Linked DNA regions of Homo sapiens: regions 2 and 3 are each linked to region 1. The links are chromatin contacts, found by Hi-C or POLR2A ChIA-PET in ENCODE. All regions are on one chromosome and are shown on one strand. Each heading gives the region's core, a stretch centred on a gene start or an enhancer-like site at or near the end of the contact. The rest is flanking DNA. Distances are from core to core; before and after follow the strand shown.

Region 1 (3,438 bases), core at 677-3,176:
AGCCTGAGGCTTCTTGTCTGTAAAAAGTAGAAATAAGACCCGCCCTGCCCATCTCACCTGAGAATGTAATGAGATAGTGTTTGTAAAAATGCTTTAATAATGGCAAAGGTCTCTGTCAGCATAGATGTTCCTATGAGGGGGAAGGGCAGGGGATAACATCCTGAGTGTCTGCTGCATTCTAGGTAGGTACTAGGAGATGGTTTATCCCAGATGGCGCATACCTCTTCCCAATTCCACATTCAGAGCTGTCACACTGGTGTCTTGAGATCTGCCATGGTGACAGTATTTACACCATGGAAATACTCCAAATCAGGGCTGCCCCCACCACCTTGAGAACCAGTTGTTAAACATTTACCAGCACATGACAGGTCTATTCCATTTATTTAAGAAAAACCACCTGAAGGGGCTTTTATTCCTTTATAGTATAGATAGGCAAGTCAAGCTCACAGCCAGTGATAAACCCACCTAAGATCTCACAGCTGGTAAGAGTGACTGAGTGTTGAGGCTGGCTTGTCATACTCCAAAGTTGATTTTTCCACTGTACCCTCAAAACCATTCTTCACTCCTCCAGTTCTGCCTACCCTTGACAGGTTTGATTACTCTAACTAACCAAGAGAATTGTGGGACTTAATAGCAGGTTCAAAACTGTAACTGTCATGCCTAAGTTGGTGGATGGCCACGTTTTGGCTGTGGAAGTGCAGTTTCCTGGGGGCTCACCTGGGTCACTGCCAACTTGACCTAAATCAAGTTTAAAGCCTTCCACCCTAGAGGTTAGGCAGCATATGAAAATACTGAATTCTCCACTGTCAACTGCAGAGGGTTAAAAGGGATTTGATGTAAACAAATTGCCAGGTCACACAAAAGTCAAAGTGCCACATGGCTTCCTCTTAGACAACCTGGAAGTGTTTGAAGGTCAGCAAACACAAGTGCTTCATTCAGAAGTGAACAAAGCAAATAGCAGGCTAGCATTATTGACCTTTGGGAGCAGAATTAATGGTGGCAATTGGAGATTTAAAACAAAACCAAACTGACTTGACTTCATGTTCTATTTTAATCAGGTTCCTATTTCTCTGTGTACTAACTTTGTTTTATTAAGTTTTGGGTTTTATTTTAAATGTGCTCAAAGCATAAGACATCTAAAGTAGTTAGTGGGCGTGAGGAATTAATTGACCCAGGAGCAAAGACTGCACATCTGACAATGGTTCTCAGTTTGGCTGTACATGGGAACCACCTGGGGACCTTTCAAAACGCCAGCTGCCCTGGTTGCATGCAGACCAGTTAATCCAAATCTCGGGGGCAGGGGGTAGGGGGGTCCCTGGCATTGGTCCTTGCGGATTGAAGCTCCCAGGTGATTCCCATGTGCAGCCAAGGTCGAGAACCACTACTCTTGTAGTTTATTTCCCTTATTCCCACTTAGCGTTTCTATTTTTTGAGTTTCTGTTGTGTATAGTCTGTTTGGGAAAAGCACTGTATCCAGTTACATGAGAGGTCCTGACACCACAGAAGGTGAAAAGGCCTCAGGGCGTTTCCTAGTGGGTGTTTCAGAGAATAAAGAATCCCCACACCTAGAAAACCAGTTCTCCCACACTCACCAGGAGTGACATCACCAGGAGCCAATAAAAAATTTCCACTTGAGTTTACCAGTTAAGCCCTCAATTGATTGAACCTAGAAATTGCTAGACAAACTGTGAAGGATTAGGTTCCTCCAAACTGCTCCTTTTATGAGGCCCATTCTCTGATTTACACTAGATCTAGCCTCTTACCAGTTCTCTCAGTTTCAATGCATTTGTTCTGTGGCTGTTGTAGTATTGGCAGGAGGAGGATTTGAGTCCGCAGGCAGATAAGAAGCCAAGTTTCAGAGGAAAAACAATGGAGATTCCACACCCTGAGCTCCTTGAGTCTAAAACCAAAGCCTAAAGGCTGTAGGCAAATTGTTGCTGCCCCCTATTGGCAGTGATTGGTGTTGACGCATGAGAAAGAGTCCAAGCCCCCTGGTGGTAAATTCCAGCTAGGCCCATCCCTTGCTGTCGCTCCACATTCCACTAACAATGCTGTAGGCACAAAAGAATTCCCCCTTAAATATATCAGATGGGAGTTGTGAAAGGAAAATAAATCTTGGGACCCCAAAATCACTAAGCTAAAGGGAAGTCAAGCTGGGAACTGCGTCAAGCAAACCTGCCTCCCATTTTATTCCTAAATAAGACAGCTACAAAGATAAAAAAAAAAAAAAGACATACCTCCCTCACAATTTGCCCACAAGGAAATTCCTCGTGGACAAAGGACAGACAGAGCTCAAAGTCATCCCTCTGAGGCTCATGTGAGACAAATGCATATCTGATTGCTTCCTCTGCCCTGTCGTTTCACCAAGGCAGACCAGGCATAAGTGACTATTCCTCCACCCTCCTCTCCCATGTGAATTGTATATTCAGTGAAAGGCTAATCAGAGACCCAATAGAATGCAACAAATGTCTCTTATCTACCTGTGATCTGGAAGCCCCCTCCCCTGATTCGAGTTGTCCTGCCTGTCTGGACGGAACCAATGTACATCTTACACATGTTGATTGATGTCTCACGTCTCCCTAAAATGTGTAGAACCAAGCTGTGCTCCGACCACCTTGGGCCCATGTAGCCAGGACCTCTTGAGGCTGTGTCATGGGTGCATCCTTAACCTTGGCAAAATAAACTTTCTAAATTGACTGAGGCCTGTCTCAGATATTTTGGATTCACAAATTGGTAACCATGAAGGGATTCTGAGTGGAGGTACCCCTGACCTTTGACAAATCTACTGTTGGTGCTTGGTACCAGCTTGAGCTATCTTTATGGCTCAAGCCAGTAGGACAATTGGCTGAGGCCTGGGAGACACCCCCACCCCCGACCAAGAGAATCCCTGATCTCTCCAAATTTGGTTGAGATCTAAAGTTTATTTTGCTGTATAACTCCTTTTCTGGAGTTTCACTTGCTCCCAAAAAGGAAGGCAAGTTTTCCTGCTTCCATGATGAAGAGTGCAGGTAACTCCTTTCTGGAATTTCAGCTCACTTCCAACAGGGAAGGCGAGTTTGAGTTTTTTCCTGCTTCAAAGATGGTAGAGAGCAGTGTTCAGCCTGAGCCCCATTCCTAGGTAAGTAGCTGAATTGGGCTTTTGTCTTGGCTAAAGTTAAAATTAACAATCAGCTGGTTTTAATTTATCCTTACCATTAGAGCGCTTGGTAATCATATATTAGGTTGGTGCAAAAGTAATTGCGGTTTTGCATTCTTTTTAATGGCAAAAAGCACAATTACTTTTGCACCAACCTATAAATTGTGGCATTGTTTGCTTTGCTTAGCTGTTTTTTGTTGTTCTTTGTTTCTGTTTTGGTTGTTGTTTTGGTCTTTTTTTCATTGGTTTCATGCACATCCGTGTGAAGAGACCACCAAACAGGCTTTGTGTTAGCAACAAGG
Region 2 (3,438 bases), core at 686-3,185, 200 kb before region 1:
GTTCTGGGAGGAACTATTATCATCCTTGCTTCAATGTTAAACTGTAAACTAAATTCCTCCCACGGTTAGCTTGGCCTATGCCCAGGAATGAGCAAGAATAGCCAGATTGTGAGGCTAGAAGCAAGATGGAGCCAGCCATGCTAGACTTCTGTCACTGTCATGATGTTTGCAAAGGTGGTTTCAGAAGGAGGCCAAAGCAGAAATGGTCACAGATCCATTCATAGATGAGGAGGGGCTGCAGAGAGAAGAAAGTGGTTAGCCATGATACTCTTAATGTTTTCTTAGAATGTAATGGCCCAAGGGGTTCTTTCCTGCCCCCTACACAAAGAAAGACCATGGTATTGTAGCAAAGGAAGAGTTTAATAGACAGGCTGGCCACACCACATGGGAGATGGAGTTAGTACTCAAATCATTCTCCAAAGCTCACAAGTTAGGCGTTTCTCAAAGGCATCTTTGGGGGAAGGGGTGGGGGTGGCTAGGCTTGCAGCTGGTTGGTTGGTGCAGAGATGAAATCATAGCCAGTTGCACCTGTTCTCCTGTGTGCTGAATTGCTTCTGGGTGGGACCACAGGAGCAGAGTTGGAGGGTCCAGGTGGAGCCATGGGTGTCAGACATACAAAAAGCCTGAAAAGATATCTCAAAAGGCCAATCTTAAGTTCTACAATAGTGATGTTATTTGTAGGAGTAATTGGGGAAATTGCATATCTTATAACCTCTGGAATAATGGCTGGCAATTGTTCATGTTTGCATCTTAGCAGAACCCAGGCTGCTCTCCTCCCCGCAGCCTGATGGCCTTCCATTAGCGTTACAAAAGCGATTGAGTTTTACGGGAGGCTTTTTATCATTTAAACTGCAGCCTAAATGTCTCTCAAAATCAGCTTGGCCCAAAAGCCCAGGAATAATTAAAGGAAAGGCAAACTGTGGGGTGGGTTAGCTCAGCTCACCGTTACAACTTTTCTCGCAAAGGCAATTTCAAGAAGCTCCCTGCATTACTGCCCACAGCAACGAGTCTCCTTTTAACATGCAGATTCACGTCGATCATAACGAGCTCAACTTGCATCTGAAGACTGGAGACTCTCACTGACACATCTTAACCCACAATGTGTACTATCCAGGCAGAATATTTGCAAGGTCTACCCTTCTCCTTTTAAATCAAAATTCAGCCCACCTTCAGCTTGGTATTCCTGCCACACAGAGCCCCTGAGAGCTTCAGCAGAGAACTGGCTGATGTGTTCTGAGTGTTGTTTTCTTTGATTCCTTGTGAGTGGCATTTTCTTTTATTTCTTCCTGTGTCTCTTTAATTACTGGCAGCTCCAGAAGCAATGAGAAGCTGGGAGGAAAGACTTCGTCAGAAAGCTTCAGGCTGAGAGGAGAGCTTGAAAGATAGGGATCTGCCAGCACCTCTGTGGTTATCGACTCTTTCATGTAACCACTTACCAGAGTATATCAGACAGTATTTTGCAGTAACGAAGACAGAGCCATAGCAACCAGACTACAAAGAGAAGCCCAGGGTTCTGGAAATGGCTCCAAGTCTCTGAAGAGATGTTAGCATTTCACAGCTTCCATTTCTTTTTGTGTTTGTTTCCTTTTGGTAGCCACTGGAGACAAGCCGTGTTTTCTTTACACACCCCAAAACTAGGGAAATTTTTATTTACCACAGCTGGGTATATGAGCCTAAGACTGGAATTCTTCAGTTAACAGTCATGTTAAATGGAAATTCATTTTCTCAGTCAGGAAAACTATCCTCAGAACATATTTTCTGAGCCGCTATCTAATATCTGGTGCTTTTTCACACTAATAATAATCTTTTTCTCCTTCCTAAAAAACTGAAAGTTATAATTAAGTAGAGGAAGCAAAAAACCCTTCCCTTGACACTGTACTAGTTATGTGGAAGTCCTTCATCAGGAATGAGTCACTCACGTAAATTGAAAGCTGCTCTGGGTCCCCACCTTTGAGTTAGAGTCCCCGCAACTTCTCTACTATAGCTATGTGGGCTTTTACAAAAGAATAATGATGTGAGACTCCAAAAGAGGACAAAACTTGTGACTATGCTTGTGAAGGTAAGCATGACACTGTATTGTCCATTTGGGGGCCACCCCTCTGGTGAAATAGGTGCCTACTGTCCCTTATTACCCACCAAAACATGTATCCACCCTATGTTTAAAATTGTGTAGGCTACCAAAAGAATTGAAAGTAGGGACAGAAACAAATACTTGTACATGCATGTGCATAGTAGCACCATTCACCATAGCCAAGAGGTAGAAACAACCCAAATATTTATCAGTGGATGAATGGATAAACAAAATATGGTCTATCCATACAATGGAAAATTATTCAGCCATAAAAAGTAAAGCAGTACTGATAAACACTGTAGCACAAATTAACCTGAAAGAATTATGCTAAGTGAAAGAAGCCAGACACAAAAGGCCACACATTGTACGATTCCATTTATAGGAAATGTCCAGAAAAAGCAAATCCATGGAAAGAGAAAGCAGATTGTTGATGGCCAGAGGCTGGAGGTAGAGGGCAGTGAGGAATGACCACTAAGGAAAATGGTGCTTCCTTTTGGGGCAATGAAAAAGTTCTGGAACTTTTCATTATGTGCCAAAAGTGCTAAAAGAATATGCTGAAAGTCACTGAATTGTATACTTTAAAGTGGTTAATTTTGTGTTATGTAAATTTTACTTCAATTTTTGAAATTCCCATATTCTTCTTTTAAAAATTTTATATATTATGATAGAGACAAGGTCTTGCTGTGTTGCTCAGGCTGGTCTCAAATTCCTGAGTCCAAGTGATCCTCCTTGCCTTGGCCTCCTGAAGTGCTGGGATTACAGGCATGAGCCACTGTGCCTTGCCATATTCTTGAAAAGTGCTAAGAGAGTAGATTTAAGTGTTTTCACCACAAAAAAAAATTATAAGAATGTGAGGTAATAAATATTAATTGTCTCGACTTAGCCATTCCATGATATATACATATTTTAAAACAACGTGTTGTAAATGATAAATATATACGATTTTATTTGTCAATTTAAGTAAATAAATTTAAAAGTAAAAAAAGAATTTTAAGAAAAAACTCTCTCCAAAAAATATTTACAAGTCACAGTTGTCATGATGTCACATAAAAACTTTTTAAATATAAATATTATACTCAAAATATTAAAGAAAAATTATAATTAAAGCAGACTGACAGACAGGTGTATTCAATTCATTCTGTTAATATTAAGTAAGCCTTCTGTTCTCAACTAGAGGGGGAAAGATAGGCAAACAAACTGCTCACTGCTGTGATAAGGACGGGAGCAGGGTGGGAAAGTGGGAGTTGGGATAGCTGCTTTGCTCAAAGAGCTCATAGAAGACAAACATTGACAGCATGCCTTGTACTAGGAGGCCACACCCTGCCCCAGCTTGAATCTCAAGAAAAGTTAATGAGAAAGGCAAGGCA
Region 3 (3,438 bases), core at 659-3,158, 180 kb before region 1:
AGGAGGGCAGCTAATTGAGAATAATGGGGTGTTCCTTCTTGACATGTCTACCACGGATGGAAATTTGAAGGGCAAAACAGAAGTGATTGGAGTTCTGAGCTACAGTTGCTTATAAGCAAAAAAGCACATGTCTGTATTTTAAGATGACTGTGTTTCTCTTCCAATCAACTTTCTTCAAAGCATTAATCACTGAAAACAAGGAAGATGTGCCAGTGGATATGCTTTTATTGTTGTTGTTATCGTTTTAAAGCTACATTTTTTTCTGTTCTGTGAATTGGCAATAAAACAGACATTGACTACCTTGACCCTTATGACATTGCAGATTTGCTTATTTGGCATTCTTCTTGTCCATTTTTTGTTCTTTCCTCCAGAATGCTGTGCTTTTATTGTTAGGCCACCCAGGGACGTCCTTGATCATGCAGGGTGTTGTGACATAGGCTTGTATTCTTGGGACTGCTACCCCTTAAGCCAGGGAAGGACTAGGAAAAGGTCAGGCCAGAGGAAACACAGATGTCAGAGATCTGAAAATTTGTGTGGGGCACTTCAGCTGGGCCAAGGCTGCAGCCTTCACCCTCCTGCATCCTCCTCCTCTTCTGACAAAGCCTTTATGTCTCAATGTCTTTTCAAAGGTACGGCAAAACCCAAGCACATTATCTGAAAGGGAGCCGACCAATGTTCCCTTCTTCCGTCAGGGGTATTGGCAGAGGCCTAGCCAAGTCTTTTCCAGGCCTGTGGGCGTCCTTCAGCATTCAGCAGCTGAGCGCTAATCAATTCCACTATCCTGTCTCCTGAAGGAGCAGAGAATTGGGAGTGGTTCTGAATCAATGTTATTTTTATGGAGTACAAGGGATGTTCCAAAAATGATTATGATTCAGATGTTTCTTACTAACCCACTCCCAAAATGCACTCTTGGGGCAGAAATAAATTAATTTTATGGTATCAAAAAAGATGCTCTGGTTAATAAACTTACTCTGAGTATGCAATCTGTCAGATCAACAATTAGATGATGGTTTAAAGAAGTCATAAAAAAAGAATCTCAAGTCTGAAAGCTCGTGTGCCTTGTGTTAAGTTCGTGCCACTAAGGGGAGGGATAAATGAATGTGGTGTTTGGAGAAAATTAATTTTGTGACTTTACAGACATTCCTACAGCTAAAGCTATTGAAGTTAAAGGGTATGTATAAGGTAATGGTTGAAAGGAATCTGTATATGATGTGACAAGAAAGACACAAAAGCTTAGAACATCTAACACAAAAGTAGAATAATTGCACATACTCAGAAAGCATACATGCATGTTGAAGATGCATGTTGCAAAGATAAATTCTACACTTAAAACAGTCCTGGGCTATGCATGAAATTCCTTCACGAAAAAAAAAAATTCCAACTACCTTTTTGTAGCCATAAAATGTACAAGCCAAAGGGCTAAAGAACTTTGCCACAAACACTTATTAGTTCTAGAATAAAAGTTCATGGTTTAGGAGGTTTCAGTGAAATGATTCGGTCAGAATATATTTCTTTGCAGAAAATGACTACTTACATTGCCAAACTCTTACTATGAATATGGTCAGTCTTTGGAGCCAAAATAAATAAATATAAGATGAGGGTCCACTACAGGAATTCAAACAAATAGGAAAACTTAGCTACTTGAAGTTGACACAGGAAGTCGACAGTTTCACATTCACAAACTAAACAGCCCTAGGAAATGAGAATGTATTATATACCAAAGACAAACACGAAAAAACATTTGCAGAATACCCAGAACAGTCCCCAGCACACAGTTTTGGTTTCCTGTAAAGCTGTCATCATAAACGCAGGAAATCTGGAGGTCTATTCTCCATCTGATTTTTAACATTATGTTTTATGAGAATGTTGCATTTGGCTGTACTTGTATGACTCTAATATGTATAACGGTAGACAAACTATGGCCTGTGAGCCAAGTCCTCCGGCCTGCCGCCTGGTTTTATACAGCCTGCAAGCAGAGTGGTTTTTACATTTTTAAATGGTGAAAAAAAATCAAAAGGAAAATAATATTTCATGACAAATGAAAATTAATTGAAATTAGGATTTCAGTGTCCATGAATAAAGTTTATTTGGAACATAGCCATGCCCAATTGTTTACATATTGTCTGTGGCTGCTTTTGAGCTCAAAGGGCACAGTTGAGTAGTTGTGACAGAGACCGTGTATGTGGCCTTCAAAGCCGAAAATATTTACTGGCTGACCCTTTACAGACAAAGTTTGCCAACCTCTTCTCTAATATGCAAAGGCCAGCAGAATCTGAAAGTGAACACCCAAAAGAACAATATGGAGAAACCAGAAGAGAGAAGAATGCACTCTTCTTGGTGAATCTTCCAAAGTGGCACTTGAGCCTCTCTTACACATCTGCACCGGCTCCCATGCTGTCCGGGCCACATCAGATCAAAGAAGGCAGCCCTCCTCACAAAAACCTCGCTATTCCTTCTGCTACTTGATCTGTGCAAAGCTCAGGTGTGGTTTGCCATTTGATCTGGAGGTTGGAATTAGTTCTTATTTTAGCTGATTTAGGTTACCTAGGTTACACCACAAATCAAAAATAGCTGAAATATCTGTGTAAATGAAAAACAAATGTACAGAGAGAGGGAGCAATCAATTTTCAGAAGATAGAGAAATGTTCTTTTGCATGGAGCCCCCATTGGTAATGAACTCCCTGGTGCTAAATGAAGGGAAGGAGGGAAGGGACTTTTGTGTCTCCCAGCAGGACCTCCAATCAGGCAACAGAATAGAAACTTTTCATTGATTGTAGGCCTTGGCAAAATTGAGGGTTGCCTGTTTGTACTGACACTTTGAAGTTCGATGGGTATTTTGGTAATAAACTCCCTTGTAACTTCACAGTAGTGAGATTATAATAACTTTGGGAGTTATCTCATTATATGTTTTGTGATTTTTTTTTTTGCACACTTTTTTTTTCTTCGAACTCTGATGAAAGTTTAGCTTCAAGGAATCATAAGTTCCAGAGGTTGATGAAACCAGTTATAGACCCTCACTGTTCCAAGTGGGTTCCATGAACGAGCAGCATTGGCGCCTTCTCAGAGCTTGTTAGAAATTCAGAATTTCAGCACCTCCCCCAGACTGGCTGAATCAGAATCTGTGTTTTAACAGGATTCCCAGATTGTCTGAGTATACATTAATTTTTGAGAAGCACTGGTGGAAAAAAGTGCATGAGACTTGGGGTCTTGGGGATCCAGTTCCAGATTGAACTGATGCTAAGTCACTGGTGACCTTGGGCAAATTTCTCACCATCTTTTTGCCTTGGTCATCTTCTCTTTAATGTGCGGCTAAATTCACTGTCTTAGTTCAGGCTGCTATAACAAAATACCATAGAACGGGCTTCTTAAACAACGACAACAAAAAATTATTTCTCATCGTTCGGGAGGCTGTAAGTCCAAGATCAGGGTGCCAACATG

What was found. Hi-C counts contacts between places; a loop is a spot of excess contacts on that map. ChIA-PET counts read pairs that join two places held with the same protein, here RNA polymerase II (POLR2A). Pooled maps may share reads with other maps.
Region 2: a pooled map shows a loop between it and region 1 (7-fold over the local background). The contact joins two enhancer-like sites. A Hi-C loop is called at or near these places in 5 of 168 maps with a recorded cell type or tissue (CD4-positive, alpha-beta T cell, CD8-positive, alpha-beta T cell, naive thymus-derived CD4-positive, alpha-beta T cell and 1 more), 1 of 37 single-sample maps with no recorded cell type and 15 of 50 pooled maps. POLR2A ChIA-PET finds 5 or more read pairs at or near these places in 4 of 52 experiments (CD4-positive, alpha-beta memory T cell, OCI-LY7, Panc1 and 1 more).
Region 3: a map of HepG2 shows a loop between it and region 1 (15-fold over the local background). The contact joins two enhancer-like sites. A Hi-C loop is called at or near these places in 3 of 168 maps with a recorded cell type or tissue (HepG2, MCF 10A and natural killer cell) and 5 of 50 pooled maps. POLR2A ChIA-PET finds 5 or more read pairs at or near these places in 3 of 52 experiments (OCI-LY7, T-cell and activated T-cell).

Annotation. Positions count from the first base shown.
Region 1 is chrX:12,945,484-12,948,921 of GRCh38, reverse strand. No RefSeq gene overlaps it. Among named protein-coding and RNA genes, the nearest start is that of TLR8-AS1, 3.9 kb to the right of the region's middle. RefSeq lists an enhancer at 1,710-1,839 and a cis regulatory region at 1,714-2,157. Within about 2 kb of position 1,926, at least 21 of the 41 ENCODE cell types and tissues checked have a DNase peak (open chromatin) inside an H3K27ac peak, as active enhancers do; they include CD4-positive, alpha-beta T cell, where a contact is called at or near this core.
Region 2 is chrX:13,150,073-13,153,510 of GRCh38, reverse strand. No RefSeq gene overlaps it. Among named protein-coding and RNA genes, the nearest start is that of FAM9C, 110 kb to the right of the region's middle. RefSeq lists an enhancer at 526-1,125. Within about 2 kb of position 1,935, at least 3 of the 41 ENCODE cell types and tissues checked have a DNase peak (open chromatin) inside an H3K27ac peak, as active enhancers do; they include CD4-positive, alpha-beta T cell, where a contact is called at or near this core.
Region 3 is chrX:13,122,399-13,125,836 of GRCh38, reverse strand. No RefSeq gene overlaps it. Among named protein-coding and RNA genes, the nearest start is that of FAM9C, 79 kb to the right of the region's middle. Within about 2 kb of position 1,908, at least 6 of the 41 ENCODE cell types and tissues checked have a DNase peak (open chromatin) inside an H3K27ac peak, as active enhancers do.